Linked DNA regions of Mus musculus: region 2 is linked to region 1. Evidence: chromatin loops called from intact Hi-C (ENCODE). Cell type or tissue: left cerebral cortex. All regions are shown on one strand. Links, peaks and the distances in the headings refer to the core of each region. The heading gives the core; the rest is flanking DNA.

The links. Peaks named below come from ENCODE experiments on the same cell type or tissue, not always from the same donor. Only the 100,000 strongest peaks of a DNase experiment are listed, where the experiment ranks them.
Region 2: it touches region 1 in a loop (20-fold over the local background); 2 of 42 quality-filtered maps call a loop at or near these places.

What each region holds. Positions count from the first base shown.
Region 1 is chr16:11,357,057-11,366,376 of GRCm38, forward strand. The region is part of intron 3 of Snx29 (sorting nexin 29); the gene reads left to right. Among named protein-coding and RNA genes, the nearest start is that of Snx29, 39 kb to the left of the region's middle. In left cerebral cortex, for the core only: no CTCF peak of the experiment used is centred there; no DNase peak of the experiment used is centred there.
Region 2 is chr16:11,736,847-11,746,166 of GRCm38, forward strand. It overlaps Snx29 (sorting nexin 29), which reads left to right. Exons shown (of 21, transcript NM_028964.4): 20 at 1,448-1,587. Among named protein-coding and RNA genes, the nearest start is that of 4833415N18Rik, 38 kb to the right of the region's middle. In left cerebral cortex, for the core only: no CTCF peak of the experiment used is centred there; DNase peaks (open chromatin) are centred at 5,304 and 6,338.

The DNA.
Region 1 (9,320 bases), core at 370-8,369:
AGAAATCTGCCTGCTTCTGCCTCCCAAGTGCTGGGATTAAAGGCGTGTGCCACCACTGCCCGGTTCGGAATTTTAATTTTTTAATTTAATTTATTCTTTGAATTAAACTTGGGTCCTCTGGAAAAGGAGTCAGTACTCTTCACTGCTGAGCCATCTCTCCAACCCAATAAGATGTGTAAAATGCCAAGTACCATCCCTGAATGTCATTGTAAATTTGCTGTCTGAAGAGATCTTGTGGGCCTGTGAGATGGCTCACAGGTGGCTATAGAGGTGTCTGCCATCAAGCCTGGTTGTTGTAGATCCCAATTATCGCTACCCAAGTTGATCCAGGTGGCAGCTGCAGTGCGCATTCCTTGCTACCCACCCCAGTGTTTTGGGTTCCTGAATGAAGTACATGCACACACAGCCTTTATATGCCTTAGACAGCTCAATGGTTGGGCCACTTCCTAAACTCTATGTGGCTGGTCCACCCTCTGATATCCCCAAGTTATTACTTACTAAAATCTATATTCCATCTCTGCTGCCTTAGACCCAGTTGGGGGGCCCTCTTGCAGCTGCTCCTCCTACCTCCCACATGGTGGCTATGCTCCACCCCGCAACCCCCCCCCCCCCCGAACCCCCCAACCTGCACCTTCTTGGCTTAAAAGTCCCACCTCTGTCTCCCTGCTCAGCCTTTGACTGTCAACATCTCTATTTACCAACCAGAAACAACTGGGGGTGGGATACTGCAAACAAGTTTTTTGGGAACCTGATTAGCATGAGAATCCAAGCAGCTATATGTGGTGAACAAAATTAAAACCCCGGGACTCCCATAAGTTGTTCTCTGTCTTCTATGCATGTGTATGCATATACACACAATAAATAAATGTAGTAAACATAACAAACTTCTAGGGTTCAGCTTTGCCTGAAGCATGAGTCCAGCTGGGTTGGGTGGCATCATTTGGAATCTTTGTCAGGACAGTTGCTATGGTGTGAGTTTGTTCCCTCAGAGTTCATGTATTGGTGAATTCCTCAGTGGGAATGTGTGGGGAGGTGGTTAGGCTGTGTGGGTGAAGCTGCCCTCAGCTGAGGAGTGAGTTTGCTGTGGGTTTCAGTCCTTTCTGTATGTTGCATATACCTCCCTGCCTTTCTTGCTCTCCTCCTTGAGTTGAAGCAGGAGATCCTTACCTTGTTCTAGAACCTTAAAACAAAATAAACCCTTTTTCTTTATAAGTTACCCAGTCTCAAGTATTTTGTTATAGCAACAGAAGATGAACAGACAGTGGTATAGTGGTGTGCTTGCCAGAGATTTTCAGGATTGACTAGTAATGTGACCTAGGGAATGTTTTGACTAATGAGAATTAGATGCCAGGACCGAAAGGAGGCCGGTAATTTTCGAATCCAGAGGCTGGCACACCAGGAATACCTCCCAAGTAGGGATGGCCTGGATGCCAGAGAAAATGCCAGCTGTTCACTCAGGAATCTCTGCTCTCTGCTGGGTGCTGGCAGGAGGATCTGGCTGAGGGAGCTCTAGGACCCTGTTGGCTTCTCTACTGAGAAGGGGCATTTATAATGGGAACAAACATACTTGTTGGCTTTGCCTATGTGTTGGGATGACAGTCCATTTGATGGTATTATGCAGTCTGACAGTGATGGTGGCAAAATTATTAGTTTCACATTAGGCCAGTGGTTCTTAACCTGTAGGTCAAGATGTCTTTGTTGTGGGTGGAGGTAAGGGTGGAGGCAGAGGTATGGGTGGGTGGGGGAGGCAAAGATGGGGGTAGGGCCCAATGACCCTTTCATAGGGGTCACCTAAGACCATTGGAAAACAGGTATTATGTTACATTCATAATAGTAGCAAAATTACAGTTGTGAAGTAACAATGAAAATAACTTTATGGTAGGGGTCACCACAACAGGAGGAACTGTATTGAAGGCTTGCAGCATAAAGGTTGAGAACCACTGCCGTAAGCTGTAGCAGGAAAGAGGGATGGTTTCTTTATCACAGACGCGAAAGCTTCATCATGACCAAGACTGGTATGGAGATTTGGGAAGTGGAGTGGAGAGTGGAGCCAGGCCTGGTCCCCAGTGTGGCTCCGCTGTACCCACACATCTTCCCCTCCTTCCTTGTCTGTGCTCCCCAACTGAGAGGTTTGCGTTTCTGCAAGTGTTCAATGCTAAATGTCATGATATTAAATTCCTTTCAGGTCCTCCCCAGGTTCAGGCTTGGCTTGGTATGAAGTGGAACGAAATGAAATGGCAAATATTTGCTCATTTCTGACCTACACAATGGTAGCTGTTCAGAGGATTTCCCATTACTATGTTTCTTACAGCTCAGTCTTTAAGCAGTGCAGGTGTCACTTGTCTGACCCTGGCAGAGTCAGAATGTGTCTTTAAATCATATTTACGTTGAGGAATAGTCTGTAATCTGTCACATGGTGCTAGTCACAGCAGCAGTAAGTCAAGCTGAAGAAGAGAGACGAGAGAAGTGCCAGTGAGTCCTCAGGTACGACAGACAGAAGTTGCTAAGGTGCTGGGAGGGAATGAATTCCTTTGGCACTGGACCTGCTATGAGTTTGGGGGTTGACTCGATGCACAGTGTTTATCAGTGGACCTGCATGTGTGGTGGGGACAGACAGAGGGAGGGAGAGAGTAGTGCTATTTGAGAGTTTGGTCTTGTGAGGTTGCCACAGCAAGATCCAGAGGTTCTCCTGTGCAGGATGGAACAGCATTCAGAAGTGTAGCTGAGGCTTGCCTTTCCCTTTAGACAGGTCCTGTCCTAGAAGAGAGCGGCAGCCATTGCTTCTCAACCCTGCCTGTCACTGCCACTTGTTTTCCCTCAGAACAGGTTTGTTCCGTGACTTCGGACTCGTTTGCCTTCTCTTGGAGTGGGAGCTCAGAGGCTGGATGCATGGCTGTCCTCCATGGACAGCAGAGCACAATGGGGAAGTTTCCCTTCAGTTAGAGATGAGGAGTGCAGGGCGCTGGAGAGCACAGGGTTGGGACTGCGGAGCTTGAGCCCAGCATTGCCCAGGCCACACCACGCTCTAGGTTTGGGCTGTTCCCGACTTGCCTGTTTCCCTGTCTGTGGGGATAGAGAGAATACAATAGTCACGTGAGGCTGGGAGTCAGCGGCGTGCAGCCCTTCCTTTCCATGGGCCTGCGGGGAGTCAGCTTTGTTCCTTAGCAAGTGTGTTTGCCCTTCTACACCTGCGGTGTCCTCACACTTGCTGGGCCCTCGTCACTTGTGCTGTGAGCTGGCTCAGGTGTTGAGCTGAGGGTGTATTGAGGTTAGGCGAGGAACTCTCTCCTATCCAGACATTCCGGGGAAAGGAGGGCTATTGTGAATGTGTGATGTTCTCTTTACCTGTTGAGGAATTAAAAATAGCTGAAACAAAACAAAACAAAACAAAAAACATCTTGCAGTGTTGTATGCTGGCCTGCGGCTTACAAGGACCGGGTACACCAGGGAGGCAGGCTGGGGCTGAAAGAGACTTAGAGGGCGTGAGGTTAATGGAGCCAAGACATGATTCTGTTCGAGGCTCTCCAGTTTACTAAAAGAGTCTACTTATAAAAGGGGGAGGCCCATTCTCCGCAAGTCCATTCTTGGTGTCTGGAGCCAGCCTGTAGGTGATGTGCAGAATAGGATGCTCCCCCGGAATGTATCAGGTGCTTCTCAGCAGGTAGCAGTGTCTTGGAGAGAGCAGTGGCAGGTGGCAGAACAAAAGAGCCATCTAGGTCAGAAGGCTCCACTCTAGGTAATTTCCTTCTCAGTGGCAGCAAGGTCAAAGTCTGGATCAGCCTGCTTCAGGGCTGAGGGAGGCTACTTTGCAGGAGGCAGAAAAACAAAGCAGATGTTGTTCTTCTCTGTTTTTTGTTTTTTGTTTTTATGGACAGTTGTGAACTGCCTTGTGGGTACTTGGGAATCAAACCAGGGTCCTCTGCCAGAGCAGATCCTTTTTCATTGCTGAGCCATCTTTTCTCAAGGCCCTTGTAATGATCTTAACCTGTGTGGAAACGTTACGTACATTCCCTGGACATTTAGGAAACAGATGGCTTAGATCTATCTATCTATCAATGGATCTCTCTCCTTCCTTCCTTCCTTCCTTCCTTCCTTCCTGCCTGCCTGCCTGCCTGCCTGCCTTCCTGCCTTCCTGCCTTCCTGCCTTCCTGCCTTCCTGCCTTCCTGCCTTCCTGCCTTCCTGCCTTCCTGCCTTCCTGCCTTCCTGCCTTCCTGCCTTCCTGCCTTCCTGCCTTCCTGCCTTCCTGCCTTCCTGCCTTCCTGCCTTCCTGCCTTCCTGCTTCCTCCTGCCTTCCTGCCTTCCTGCCTTCCTGCCTTCCTGCCTTCCGCCTTCCTGCCTTCCTGCCTTCCTGCCTTCCTGCCTTCCTGCCTTCCTGCCTTCCTGCCTTCCTGCCTTCCTGCCTTCCTGCCTTCCTGCCTTCCTGCCTTCCTGCCTTCCTGCCTTCCTGCCTTCCTGCCTTCCTGCCTTCCTGCCTTCCTGCCTTCCTGCCTTCCTGCCTTCCTGCCTTCCTGCCTTCCTGCCTTCCTGCCTTCCTGCCTTCCTGCCTTCCTGCCTTCCTGCCTTCCTGCCTTCCTGCCTTCCTGCCTTCCTGCCTTCCTGCCTTCCTGCCTTCCTGCCTTCCTGCCTTCCTTGGTAGGGTCTCTTGTAGCCCAGGCTGGCCTTGAGCTCCCTGTGTAGATGAGGGTGACCTTGAACCTCAAGCCTCTGCCAGTTGAGTGCTGAGATCACAGGTGTGGCTTACATAGTACCAGAAATTGAACCAGGGGCTTACATGAATGTTGGGCATACACATTATTAGCCACATCCTAGGCCTCAGAAGGTTTTGAAGAACATTTCCCCATTTTATATGACTGTGTTTATCACGTGACTCTTTAATGTGTCACCTGTTGCCTACCAGCCTCTTTTTAGTTGAAGGTGGTAACTGGAAGCTGTCTTCTTATTAGCCTGGGCATGTCTCCTGGGCTTGGTTAGTTGGATCTGATGTCTCCCCCACATAGGCTTTTTTTTTTTTTTTTTTCGAGACAGGGTTTCTCTGTGTAGCCCTGGCTGTCCTGGAACTCACTCTGTAGACCAGGCTGGCCTCGAACTCAGAAATCTGCCTGCTTCTGCCTCCCAAGTGCTGGGATTAAAGGCATGTACCACCACTCCCGGTGGCTTTTTATTTTTACTTTTACTTTATATTGATGATGGAACCAAGTATGCCATGCTTGCTATGCAGGCATTCTACCACAATGGTGAGCCGCTAGGCCTGCGTGCTTTTGTCTTATTAACAAAATTATAAAAAAATTATTTTGTACATACGATACTGGGGCTGTAATCCAGTGTCTTAGACATGTTATGTAGGTGTCCTGAGTTACATCCTCAGCCCAGGCTAGTGTTGAACAAGTGGCCTCATAGCGCCTTCTCTCTGTGCTAGCAATACAACCATGTATTACTGTGCTCGGCTATGAGGTGATTCCTTCCTAGAAAAAAGATTATTTTTAGCAGATGTAGAACTCTTGGATATTTAAAAAATCTGAGCACATTTTCATATCTAACTATAGATAAACATTTATTTAGGGTGTAAGGGATGGTTCCTGAGAAGTGCCGTGAGTAGCATGGAAGCCTCATTCCCCACTCTCCTACTGTCCTGCTGGTGGAGGTGAGAGGCAGCTAGCATGCAACATGGGCTCCAGTGTCAGGCCCACCATGGCACAAGTCACTGACAGCCCGCTGTGTAATATGGACTGTGTTAGTCTCTCCTGTAACAGACAAATGAGAGGACAATGATTCTCTCACTTCTGAAGACTTGGTGATCCGTAGCTATAGTGGCATTTGCTGCTCAGACCTAGTAAGAACTTAATGGATTTGACACTTTGATTGTGTAGATCAGGCTGACCTTAAACTCACCGAGATCTACCTCCCTCTACCTCCTGAATGCTGGGATTGAAGGCGTGCCACCATGTCCAACCTGCATTTTTATTTTACACCAAGGATGCACTTCAGTGCCAATGAGAGGCCAGAGGACTCTTCATCACTCTTGGTGTTGAGGGCTTTGTTGGAGGACATTGTACTCACTGGAGACACACTGCATGGCAGGGCAGTTGTCCTCAGGACACTGAATCTGGTCATATAAATTGTGGTGACAATCATAGTGACCTACAATAATAATTAGAGGTTGTAGAAGTGACTGTGGTATTAGTGTGCAAATGGGTGGGTGGGTGCAGGGACTCTGGGTTATTCCTGGGAAGAGGTAACATACAATATGAAGGAACTATAAGGAAAGGATAAAGTGGATGGACATACAGACGTATGTGTTGTCTGTGTCTCTACTGTCCTGGGTAAGGGGGCTGCAGCAGATGACTTTCTGTCAGTTTGACATAAGGTAGGGTTATCTGGGAAGAGGGAACCTCAATTAAGAAAATGCCTCCATCAGAGGCAGATCTGTGTGGCATCTTCTTGATTAATGACTGATGTAGGAGGGCCACCCCCTGTGGGCACTGCCACCCCTGGGCAGGTGGTCCCGGGTTACATATAAAAGCAAGCAGAGCAAGCCGTGGAGAGCAAACCAGTAAACATTGCTATCTACCATCTCCACCGCACCTCTCTGGCTCCTGCCTTAAGTTCTTGTCCTGACTTCCTTTCATGACACACTATGAGATCTAAGCTGAAATACACAAACATATACATATATACAAATATACATATACAAGCACACACTTGCACACATACATACATGCATACATACATACATGAGTACATACATGCATTTGTTGTTGTTTTCTGCTTCTTGGCACACAGGTATATTTTCTCAATTGAGAGTTCCTCTCCCAAGATACTCTATCTTGTGTCAAGTTGACATACAGCTAGCTAATATATCCCTTTTCTCTGTACTTAAAGTAGTTACTCTTAGGCTATTGAGGTGGCTCAGCAGGTAAAGACACTTGCTACCATGTCTCCTAACCTGGGTTTGATCCTTGGGACCCTTGGGAAACAAATTCCACAAATTGTTTCTGATCTCCACATATGTGCTGTGGCATTGTGGGTATGTATGCACACTAAAATAAATAAAATGAAGTAAAATACCTTTTGATGTCTTTGATTGTGGTAATTTCATTTGTGTTTTCTAAGCATTGTATTGCGTATTTATCTTGTGTGTGGCATGTGCATACTACAGCACATGCATGGAGATGAGCAGACAGCTTTGCAGAGTCTAGTCTCTTCTTCACTTGAACCCTAGGGATTGAAGTCAAGCCTTCTGGCTTGGATGCAGGTGCGTTTCCCATTGAGCCTTCTTGCTGGCCTGAAACATGTTATTCTCTATTTGTATGTATTTGTATATTTGCTTTTTAAAAACTTCATGTAATTCATACATGTAGGATGTGGTCCATTTCAAATGGTCATCATGTTCGTGACAGGGCTACAGCAAGGGTGGTTGATTGACGCCATCTTGCCTCTGTGCCGTGCTGTTCATTGGTTGATTTTTATGGGTGCTATTGATCAATGTTAATGATCCATCCAACACATTGCATTGGGGATACAAATGAGGACAATCTTGTTCAGTTTTGAGGTTGCATTTATTTTTTTCAAAAAGGTCCCAGTGTGGGTATGGGATGTGGGCTAGGGCTCCTACCTAGTATGCTTGAGGCCTTAAACTTGATTCCTAGTACTACCTCCTCCACCTCCTCCTCCACCTCCTCCACCTCCTCTACCTCCTCCTCCACCTCCTCTACCTCCACCTCTGCCACCTCCTCTGCCACCTCTACCACTCCACCTCTACTACCTCCATCACTTCCACCTCCTCCTCCACTTTCACCTTCACCTCCTCTACCTCTACCCACTCCTCCACCACCTTCTCCTCCTCCTCCTCCACCTCTGCCACCTCCTTCTCCACTTCCTCCTCTACCTCCTCCTCCACCACCACCTCTACCACCTCCACCACCTCCACCTCCTCCACCTCCTCCACCTTCTTCTCCACACTCCCCTCCCCCTCCACGACAGTCATCACCATCACCATATTCACTTCCACCACCACTACCTGGGTGTGTGCCATGGTGTATATCACCATGCCTGGTTTTATGTGGTGGATTGAACTCAACTTTGTGCATGCTAAGTAGTGCTCCATTGTAAAGATACACTGCGTTTTAGCTCTTCATCCCATGAACAGCTGTAAGCACAGAAGCCTGGGTGATATTATTGGATGATTTTTTTTTTTAAACTAAAACATCTATTGTTATTAAAAACCTCACTCATTAAGAACATGTCCCAACTCATTAACTTGAAAGTAAATTGTGTGTGATAATTTCATTGAGGCAGTCAGCCTTCCACAGTGAAGTTAAAGAACATTTAGCAGAGAGAATCTGGGAAATACAGACTCAGCTAAGAAAATGTAACATGGAGGAAAGCAGGTGCTTATTTCCTGTTGTATGAATTAACACCTTACAAAATGGCAGGGAGCAATCAAAACCTTCCCTGACGTGGTTATATAGGGAGCTTCTCTGTGTGCGCCCATGTGAAATGTTAGATAATAAGTAGACCTAGCTAGGTCAAACAGAGAGGCCCGCGGGGCCTGTTGACATGGAATGGCCTCTGACTTGGTGTCATGGTAAGTAATTACAGAACAGCGCTCACCTGGGTTTTTCTGCTGTGTTAGCTTAGCTGTGACCTGTGTGTGTTGGGGAGGCAGGGCTTCTGGTGCCACAGAACCCTACAAACCTAGGGTTGTGGCTTGCCTGCATTCCATTCCACTCGGGGGCCTGGTTTTATCTGGAGCTGGCCAGGCAGTTGCTGACCTATGCTTTGGAGGCAAGCAAAGTGCCAGGGGTTGTTAAACGGATGGTTGAGTTTCCCCAGATTCACTCGAAGCTGGAGGCTTCAGTTAATAACACACTCTAGAGTTGTTTTTCCTAAGATTGAGCCCTGGTCTGACTCCAATTTTGGTTTCTGTGGATTTCATATAATTCTGTGTCCGCCTCAGCTTTCAGAAAGCCCTCAAATCCTTGCGTGCCTGTTTGAGTAGAGGATGGCAGCTACATGGCTAATGTTTAGGAGTACTTCTGCCCCACAAAGAGGGATGTCTCATTGCGGGTGGATCCTGAAACCTGTGCTTTGTAATCAGAGAAGTACAAGGGGGAGGGGGTGGAGCAGATAGTGGGTACCAGACCCTGCCTGCTGCAGGAGGTCCAGGAGAGACAAGCTAGGAGACCAAGAGTTAGGTTTGGAGATAATAGAATCCTCCTCACCAGGTCTCATAGTGTTGTTGGGGGAGTTACTGAAGTAGTTGTGAAGATGATCAACATCCACAAAGTGATCACCCTTGAGTAGGACTGGGGCAGGCATA
Region 2 (9,320 bases), core at 542-8,541, 380 kb after region 1:
ATCCCACCAGGCTGTGGAGGTTTAAGCCTGGGGCAGTGCTGGCTGTGCCCATCCAGCCCTCAGCACTAGAGTTGCACACTGGGGCAACTCATGGAGAAGAAGACGTCACCTGCTAATAGATTCTCCCTGGTTCTTCCTCCCATACAGTTCCTCAAGGAGACTTCTCAGAGCACACACATGGTACTGAAGTCTCAGAAAAACCACAGTAATATATGTAACTTAACTAAGTGTGCCTGGTACTGCAGAGCCTTATTTCAGTGGACTTATGAAAATAAGCCAGTCTCTGTCACCAGGCATCCTGTTCACTCATGCTTATCCCAGGCTGTTTGGGAGTTCTCTGCTGGAGAGCGAAGCACTAGGAGGCTTATTTGTCTAGGTACCATCCAATACAGTGGGCAGAGTATTCCTAAGACCCTGGTGAGATGAGCTCCCTCTGGCTCAGGGGGTTACTCTGTGGTCCAGTGCAAGGGTGGAGCTCTGCTGTAGGCAACACTTTCCACCGTTGCTGTGTGATCTACCAGATTGAGACTACAAGTCCCTGCCCCTCCACAGCTTTCTCTCCACACCAAGCCACCACTTGCCCAGTAAGGCCTCTGCTGGCATCCATACTGCCCACATTTCTTTGTCATAATCCAGGACCCACCTGGGCAAGAGTAGAAGTAGGCAGGGAATTTGAGGGGGAGGCATCAGATCATCACAGAGTTCCAAGCATAGGTGCAATGGTGCAGGGTACTGTCTGGAGGAGCTAACCCTGCCTGCAATGGCCAGAAAGACACAAGACAGAGTAAGCCCAAGTAAGGGTGAGCCTCCAGTGCACACCCAGGTGTGACTGTGACTTGGACACTGTGCCCACCTGAGGGCTGTGCCATGCAGCTTTAGCCACATGTTGAACCTTGTGTAATCAGTGACAGGTTCATATTTTGAAAAACTGAAGATAAACTGAGCATGTACTGCAGAGGAGTAGCAGTGTGGTTGATAACCTTATACGCCTGTGTGGTTACTACAGGCATTTATGCTGTCTTTGTGACCTCCGTTAGAGTCAGTGCAATGATGGCTTGTATTTACTGCTCTGGCCCTGGTCTCTGATGCCACACTTGGACTATTGTGGCATCTAAGAAATAACAGCCACACCTGGTGACTCATTCACTCACTCAGCCATTTTTGGAATCATACTCTACACAGATATTGGGCCACCTTTCCAGTCATCCTTCCCATAGCACATGTGAAGTCATGCAGATGGTTTGTGCATAGGCGTGCCCCTTGGCTGATGCCTACCCCACCTTGGGCATGATGGAATAGAACAGAGTCTTGCACATAGCAAGCCAGCATGCCACTCTCTACTGCAGCCCCTCTGCCAGTGTCACCTGATGGGTGCATGTGGGACAAGATCATCTCTGAACTTAGGAAACAAGTTTACTGAGTGTACACCTTCCACCTGTGTCCCTAGGATGCCAAGTTTGTGGAAGAGCGGCGAAAGCAACTCCAGAGCTACCTACGCAGCGTCATGAACAAGGTCATCCAGATGGTGCCTGAGTTTGCTGCCAACCCCAAGAAGGAGACCCTGGTGCAGCTGGTGCCCTTCTTTGTGTGAGTACCTGCCCTGGGGCATGCTCCTGGACACTGCACTCTGCCCCCTTTGCACCTTTAGAGAGTTAGGAGCCAGAGATTCTGTAGGTTCCCTGGTGCTGTGGCGCTATGGGGCTTGGGAGCTGTCGGTGGTGCTGAAACGCTAATTCCACCCTGGACCTTACCAACCTAGTGTCTGAATGGACATCCTTGATGGTCCTCCGTTCAAGACTGAGTTTAATTGTTTTTATTACATGCTTTTACTTGTGTGTGCATGTGTATTGTGTGCTACATCTCATGTGTGGAAGACCGAGGACAACTTGCAGGAGTTGTTTTTCTCCCTCCACCATGTAGGTCCTAGGGGTTCTACTCAGGTCACCAGGCTTGGGAGCATGTGCCTTTACCCAGTGAACTGGTTGCAGCACTGGGAGATCCAGGCCAAGGGAAAAATACCTGTCTTTTTTCACTTTCTGAGTGCTCCCAAAATGAAACATTCAGTGTTGATATTTGCAATGCATAGTTCATAGACTCAACAAAGAGTTGTCTTCCTGACCTGGCATCTGTGCCCTGAGGTGATGGCATCTTCCTCTTCACTTGTCCCACACCACATGATGCTTCTGCTTACTGGTTCCATGTACCCACAACTCTGGTGCTGTTGTTAGGAAGATGTATCTAGGCAGTGCTTTGGAGTGGTGCTCTGTCCCAAATGCCTTCATTGTCTGGATCATTTATGTCCTTGAGTTAAGATGGCCAAGATCATGAAGTCCTGTTATTCTCATGGTCTCCAGGTGTGGGAAGGTAATGATACTATTTATAATATACTCTCCTTGTGGAAGTCCCAGGTGTGAAAAGCCTCAGAAAAATCTCCACAGGTGGGTTTGAGAATCTCACTTGAGAAGCCCTTGTCTGAGTCTGTATAATTTCCAGGGACAAAATTAGAGTGTCCTTCCACTGAGGCTCTTTAAAACAGTATGCAGAAAGGTACCTGGGCTGTTCACCACACAGCGATGTTCTAACCAGAAATGGGTGGATTTCTACTCTGTGGGATGTGCCCAGAGTTTCCAGGTTGAACTTTGACCAGACAGACAGACAGGCAGAGAGCTACTCTCTGCAAAGATCCTTTTGTTGTAGCTGAGAAGGTCACTCACTGGTTTTGCTACTCTTGAGGTTTTGTGAAGAGACATAAGTCTAATGCATTGTGTATTGAAAGATGCCGTTTCTCCTATTTAAAAGAGATGAATTGGGACACCACATTTCCCCACTATCCAGTTATTAGTAGTGCCATGTTACATCATGAAGAACACTAGCTCATCTCTTAGGCAGCTCCAGCCTGGGTATCTGTTGGGAATTAGCCTTTCCCTCTGAGCCCCAGCAGTTTGGGCTTTTTAAGGGAGTTCCAGTCCAGGCCCAGAAGGACTGATGACAGGGAATCTGAGAGAAGGATGGTCCCCAAGGACACGATGGTTCCCAGCTGGCTCCAGCAGTCCAGTGCCACAGACCAGCGTTCATTCCTACATGCTAGGTCGCTGGATTGTGACAGCTATATGTCAGTGTGTCCAGCAGGGACTGAAGGTCCAGCTGTTAGTGCCAGTCAGTGCTGAGAGAGAAATTGTCTATTCCTGATTAGCACACAGAACACAGGGTCCAATTTTGTGGGTTTAAAGAACAAAAGAATTTCAGCAGAAAATTTGGGGAAGTGGAATTTTGAGTAAACACTAGGCTGTACTCTGGTCAACCCCCAATAGTCTTATCCCTTTGGCTTTCTTTGAAATTGCAGTAATTAAGTTCCCTCTCCTGTCTTGTGAGTAGGCGAGATTGCAAGGTGAAAGCTATAGGTTGTTCTTATTTTAGGGTCAGAGAGGTAATCTGCAGCCAAGTCTTGTACATGTTGGTAGGGATCCCCAAGATGTTTTCTATCTGTGTTACACAGACACACTACACAGGCATACACAGACAGGTGTGTGTGTGTGTGTGTGTGTGTGTGTGTGTGTGTGTGTGTGTGCGTGCACAAATGCACAGATACACAGAAGCAGGCACATATGCACATAGGCACACATAAATACACATGCATACACATATATGAACTTGTCAACTAAAGAAATAAATCCCTTAAAGCATCATGTTAACAAATCTCTACAGCTTGCACCTTGTTTTTTTTTAGACACTGATTCAGGATCTTAAAGGTCCCATCTAGTGAGTGAATGTCCACACATGTGATTCCTAAGAGTGTTGAGGTGATCTGGGCCAGCCCCATGCTCCTGCCTCATCTCATCGTCCTCTAGGCTCTCACTGCGTGGCTGCTGTGCTTGTTTTACTGGTGGAGCTGTGTGAAGGTTGCCAGTAAGGATTGTATACCAATCCTGCAAGGATTTGTAGCAGTTCAAGATTATAGCAATGCGATTACATATGTGAACTATTTTATAACGTGGAAAAGCAAAGCAAAGGCCAGCCAGAGAGGAGACATGGCTGATCTCAGGGCCCCTCCCAGCCTGTGGGAAGCCTGGGCGGGATGGTGCCCTCCCCTAGGTTGGGGATGTAGCTGAGAAACTTACAGCCCCATGGACAGACCCAATCCTTCTGCTTTTGATATGAGCGGACAGTGGGGTTTTCTTGTCTGTTTTTAAGTGAAGCAGTTGCCATTGTAAAACAGCTAAAAACATCAGGTTAAGACATTGAAATAATGCCAGGCTTCTCTTGAACATAAGATTGATCTTGACCTGTCCCCACCATACGACACTCAGCTTTGGGCACTGGTGACTCTGTACTCCTAGGCCTTTGTCTCTTAGATGCTAACCCAGCTTCCCTAGCACACACATGATTCTCTGGCTGGTTTCTTACTTGCTCACAGTCTTACACTCACAGGGCCTGCTTAACTGCAGAGACTCAAAGGCATGGCCCTGGATCTTGACCATCCTTCTAGGAACCCTTTCACATAGGTAATGGACTTGATATACCCTGTCCCCCACACTGCTGTCATTCATTCTGCATCTGCTTATACCATGTGCCTGTCATTCTGTTCTGTGAGCCAGACGTAGTTTACTTCCTGTTCCAGTAGCCTGCGCCACCTGGAGATGGGGCAGGGATCAGGGCCAATCAGAGTTTCTGAGAGGAGCTGGCTGGTGAATTCCCTCCTGAATGTGCCTATAAGTTCTCAGAGTTCTGCAGTCTTGGGTCTGGTGTTGCATGTAGCCTGCTTCCACATATACTTTGCAGTTGTCAGTGTTGTTTTGTGTTTGGGAGGTCGAGTGTGCCCACTTTTGGCCTGTTTCCTCCCTTGGCAACAAAGCCTGCAGCACCCAATGCTGAGGCTGAAAGTAGGGCAATGGGAAGAGGGCATTTCTTCTCAACCTTGGCTTCTGTGCCAGTGTGGCACACGGGAGTGCTGGAGTCCCCACCTCCAGGTAGGGAGAAGAAAGATAGCAGCTCTCACTGACCACTCAGGAGCCCCACGTTGTCTGTTCTCTCCTGGTGGGTCCCAAGGGATGTAACCTGCTGCAGAGGTTTGCTCAGACCCAGGGAAGGTGAGGCCCTTAAGGAAGGGAGCCTGACTTCACATCACATGGCCTCAGTGATTTGCTAGGCTGCCACTTACCATATTATCATTAAAATGTTTCTTTGCAGTGTAACTCATCCCTTGGAAGCGTCCATGTCCCTGGGAGGGACAGATGGGGGAGACAGAATAAAGTAGGTCACAGCACAGACCCCCACGTGGAGGTTCAGCAGAAGTGTGGGCCGTGTTTCTCCACCCACTGTTGCTTTTACTCCAAACATTGTTAAATATAGTTTCTGATGAGACTAGAAGAGCCATGTTCTCCCAGAGAGCAATTAAGTTTAGTCCAGGGTCGCAGTGGGCTGCTGTGTGCTCTGCCAGGGCCCACTTGAGCCCACATGGAGGCTTTTTTGCTTCAAAAGGTGTTACTGACTCGTACAGCTCAGAACTTTTTATCTTGAGTCAGTGTGGTGGATCGTCAAGAGCCCTCTAGGCTCCACAGTCCTCATTACTTCAGAGATGTTCAGGACATCACTGATGCACAAGCTACATGGCCGCAAGCAGAAAGGGTTTAAAAATAAGTGTAACTGCACTGGCATTTGGGGCGCGAAGGATCATGGCTTGCTTTGCTGGACTCTGTCCTTCTGTGGACTCTAATCCCAGGGAGCTCCCCCGCCCCACCCAGGGCAGGGGGCAGTCTCTGTCCTTGCATCTCTATTTAGTTAGGAGGCACTGGGCAACACTTGTTGTATGCTGGCCTGTGGCTTACAAGGACCGGGTACACCAGGGAGGCAGGCTGGGGCTGAAAGAGACTTAGAGGGCGTGAGGTTAATGGAGCCAAGACATGATTCTGTTCGAGGCTCTCCAGTTTACTATGGGAGTCTACTTATACAAGGGGAAGGTCCATCCCCTGCCAGTCCATTCTTGGTGTCTGGAGCCAGCCTGTAGGTGATGTGTAGAATAGGATGTTCCTCCAGAATGTATCAGGTGCTTCTCAGCAGGTAGCAGTGTCTTGGAGAGAGCAGTGGCAGGTGGCAGAACAAAAGAGCCATCTAGGTCAGAAGGCTCCCCCTTAGGGTAATTTCCTTCTCAGTGGCAGCAAGGTCAAAGTCTGGATCAGCCTGCTTCAGGGCTGAGGGAGGCTACAAACCCTCGAGGTTGTTAGCCTTGCACCCAGCCCTCCTGAGCTGTTGTGTTTCGAGGCTCATATCCCTCTCCCTTCCTCCTCTCCATTTTCATTCTTCCCTGTTGCTCATCCTGCCTTTGCAAATGCTGAGCGAAATGGCAAACACAGGAACATCCTTGCAAAGACAGTAAACACTAGTATGTTAATCTGCATAGGATGTATCACAGGAGCTGTAAGAAAGCACACTCTAGAAGCATGAATCTGTGTAGTTACAGCCTCCCTAGGAGGTAGGCATGGCACACACTGCTGTAGCAGTGCTGGTGGTATTGGCTGGAGTCCTCCCTGCCTAAGGTATTCACTCTAGGCTGTTGCTATGTCAGTCTAACCCAAGCTAGTATTGCCCGTTTACTGCACTGGTCACTGTGAGTTGCTATAATAGTGAGTGGAAAACATGAGGATATTCTAAGAACAGGTTCTTGTTGGTGCAATCTTCAAGTCTGATTTTTGGAATTGAAATCATGAAGACTCCTCTCACTTAGGGATTTGGAGCATCCTTCTTCAGGATGCAGGTTCCCAGGACACTAGTGAGAACGACTGACTTGGGAGTCACTGAGGCGGCCAAAGAAAGAGGGAGGAACAAAACACAGCGATGACCAGTGTTGGGCCCTGAGACAGGGTAGAATGTAGCCTGGCCAGGCAGAGGGGAAGCTGGGAAGGAACTGTCAGGGTTGAAGGGGATCAGGGTTTTCCAGAGTTCCTCCTTTGTCTGAACAGCCTGTGAAGCACAGCCTCAGAGCATCAAGAGTAGCAAGCTCTCTGCTCCTAGGCTGCTAAGTTGGCAGAGGCCCCACACAGCAGGTGGTGTGCCCACAATTGTGGTGGCATCCCTGCCACCCCATCAGTGTAGCAGTGTACTGAGTTAGCCATCAGGGTCAACATAGGGGAAGCAGGAAAGTGTGGAGGGGTTGCTTGGGCCAGCGTGCTTTTGGGCGTGGCCTTTCTCAACGGGCAGCTGTGGGAAGCCCTCATTCTGCAGTGAACAGTGTATAGAGAAACAGGACCCTGTGACTATGGTGCCGTGTTGCCATGTTGACATGGTCTGAGCAGGCTCGTTGGATCTTGTAAAGCTATCTGCAGACCTGTGGGCTCCATAGACAGGAGTGAGACAGGTGTTGAAAACAATGTGTTCTTCACCCTGTCGGATGCCCTGAGCTAGGCCGGGGCTTCCTCCCATTGGGTCACTGGAACCCACTTGCTCCCTTGGTGTTTGTGTTGCTGTTACTTCCCCAGGTGAGAAAATGAGCGTGAGGATGAAGTAAGGCAGTGCGCTGCTGGGTGTGGGACTGGGGTCACAAGGGGAGGGACGAGCCACAGAGCTTTTCTGCCTCTCCTACTAGTTCACCAGTGCCATCCATGTTCAGGGTTGCTATTCGGGGTCCTTTTGCCCAAGTCAGAATAAAGCCTGGTGGGGGGCATGCGGCTGTTCTCTGTTTCCTGGGGAAGTCCCCTGGGTACAATCTGTGCCTGCTGCAGCCCCTCCAAATGATGACCACAGACAGCTGTCTGGCACTGCCCTAGATCCTACCACAGCCTGCACTTCAAGTAGTGCAGGTTTCAGAAAGAAAGGTTTGGAAAATGATGCTGAGGAAGATGCAGTGAGGAACTTGGGTCTGGCATTACTGTAGAGCATGGTCTCAGATGTCTGCTCCACACTGTGCCTGACCTGTTGTTCCTAGCTGGCTTGCTTGGGAGCCATAGCCCTTTCATGTCCCTTGTGTGTCCAATATGCCCATTGTATGCTAAATGGCCCTAGAACATCGAGACCCATAATCTGCCAGCCCAGCAGTGGAGCTCGGGAGCAGTGGTAGACCACTGCCTGGGAGGTGTGGACTCAGGAGTGGTGGAGGACTCGGGAGCCGTGGTAGGCCACTGCCTGGGAAAGGAGCAGAGCTGCTTGGGTTCCTCTTGTTCATACTCGGGAACTTGCTGCGACAGGGCTGCAGATGTTTTTCACTGACTTGTTCTGGGAAGGCAGGTTGAGAACCTACAAATACAACAGGAAGCTGCCATCCTGTTGCCACTTAGAGCCATTTGGCACTTTTTCCTTTCAAGGGCTCAGTAGTGGCATCTGTGGAGATGGAGGGCTCTGGGCTGGGTGTGGCCTGAGGCTGTATCCTACTCACTAACTGTGGACTTGCCCCTCCACAGGCTTTGTGCCTCCATTCCCCCTTCTGCAGACAGTGTTGGAGGTGGCATGCTGAGGCTGAGCTGTGCAGGAACCACAGAGCTACAATCGTTACAGCTGCTGGCATCGCTCGTGGGGATGTGCACAGAATTCCTGAGCTCCATAGGAACAGGGCAGAGAGTGTGTGGCATTGTGAGATGTCAGGGGCACAGCAAGCATGTTCACTACAGACTGCAGTGGGGGAGCTCTGTCCACATTGCAGCCATGTGAATGCAGAAAGAGCAAGACTTGGTCACACAGACCTGCAGTCAGTGTTAGACCTTCATAGCCTGTGGCCTGGCTCACTCTCTGCCTCAGTGTCCTTACCTGTAAAACAGGGCTGAGTCACAAAGACCCCAGAGGCTTAAGAGTATTAAAAGAAATGCTACCAAGTATGTGCCTTTGCAGGGTGCCGTTCTGACTGCAGTTACAGCCTAGCTCGTGTTCAGAGTCTCACTTTAGTCCCCAAAGGATATGGCTTAGCAGCATAGATATTACTACAATTGCCTGCCCTACTTCGTGGCTTTTATTTTTAAACATTGGAGCCTCAGAACATCCAGTTTGGAGAAAGGGAAACAGATTAGGTTATTTTTGGCACAGTACCCTCCATCCAATTTAGGGTTAGTGGGAAAAAAAAAGAAGAAGAAGAAGTACCAACCCCCTGTAATAGTGGAGGTGTGGTGGCAGCACATGGGCACCAGGCGCTGAGGTGACTCGTTTCACCGTGGTGCCACCTCATCCTGGTGAGAGCTTTTCTGTCTGTGGGTCAGGTAGTCACACAGCCTTCACTTCCAACTTTAAAATGTGCTGTCTAGGGTGACCATGAGTGGTTATCTCACTGGGCTATCAATGAGATACCTACTCCTACCTTGTTACTGCTGTGCAGAAAACATCAGTCCTAGGTCTTGGCGGCC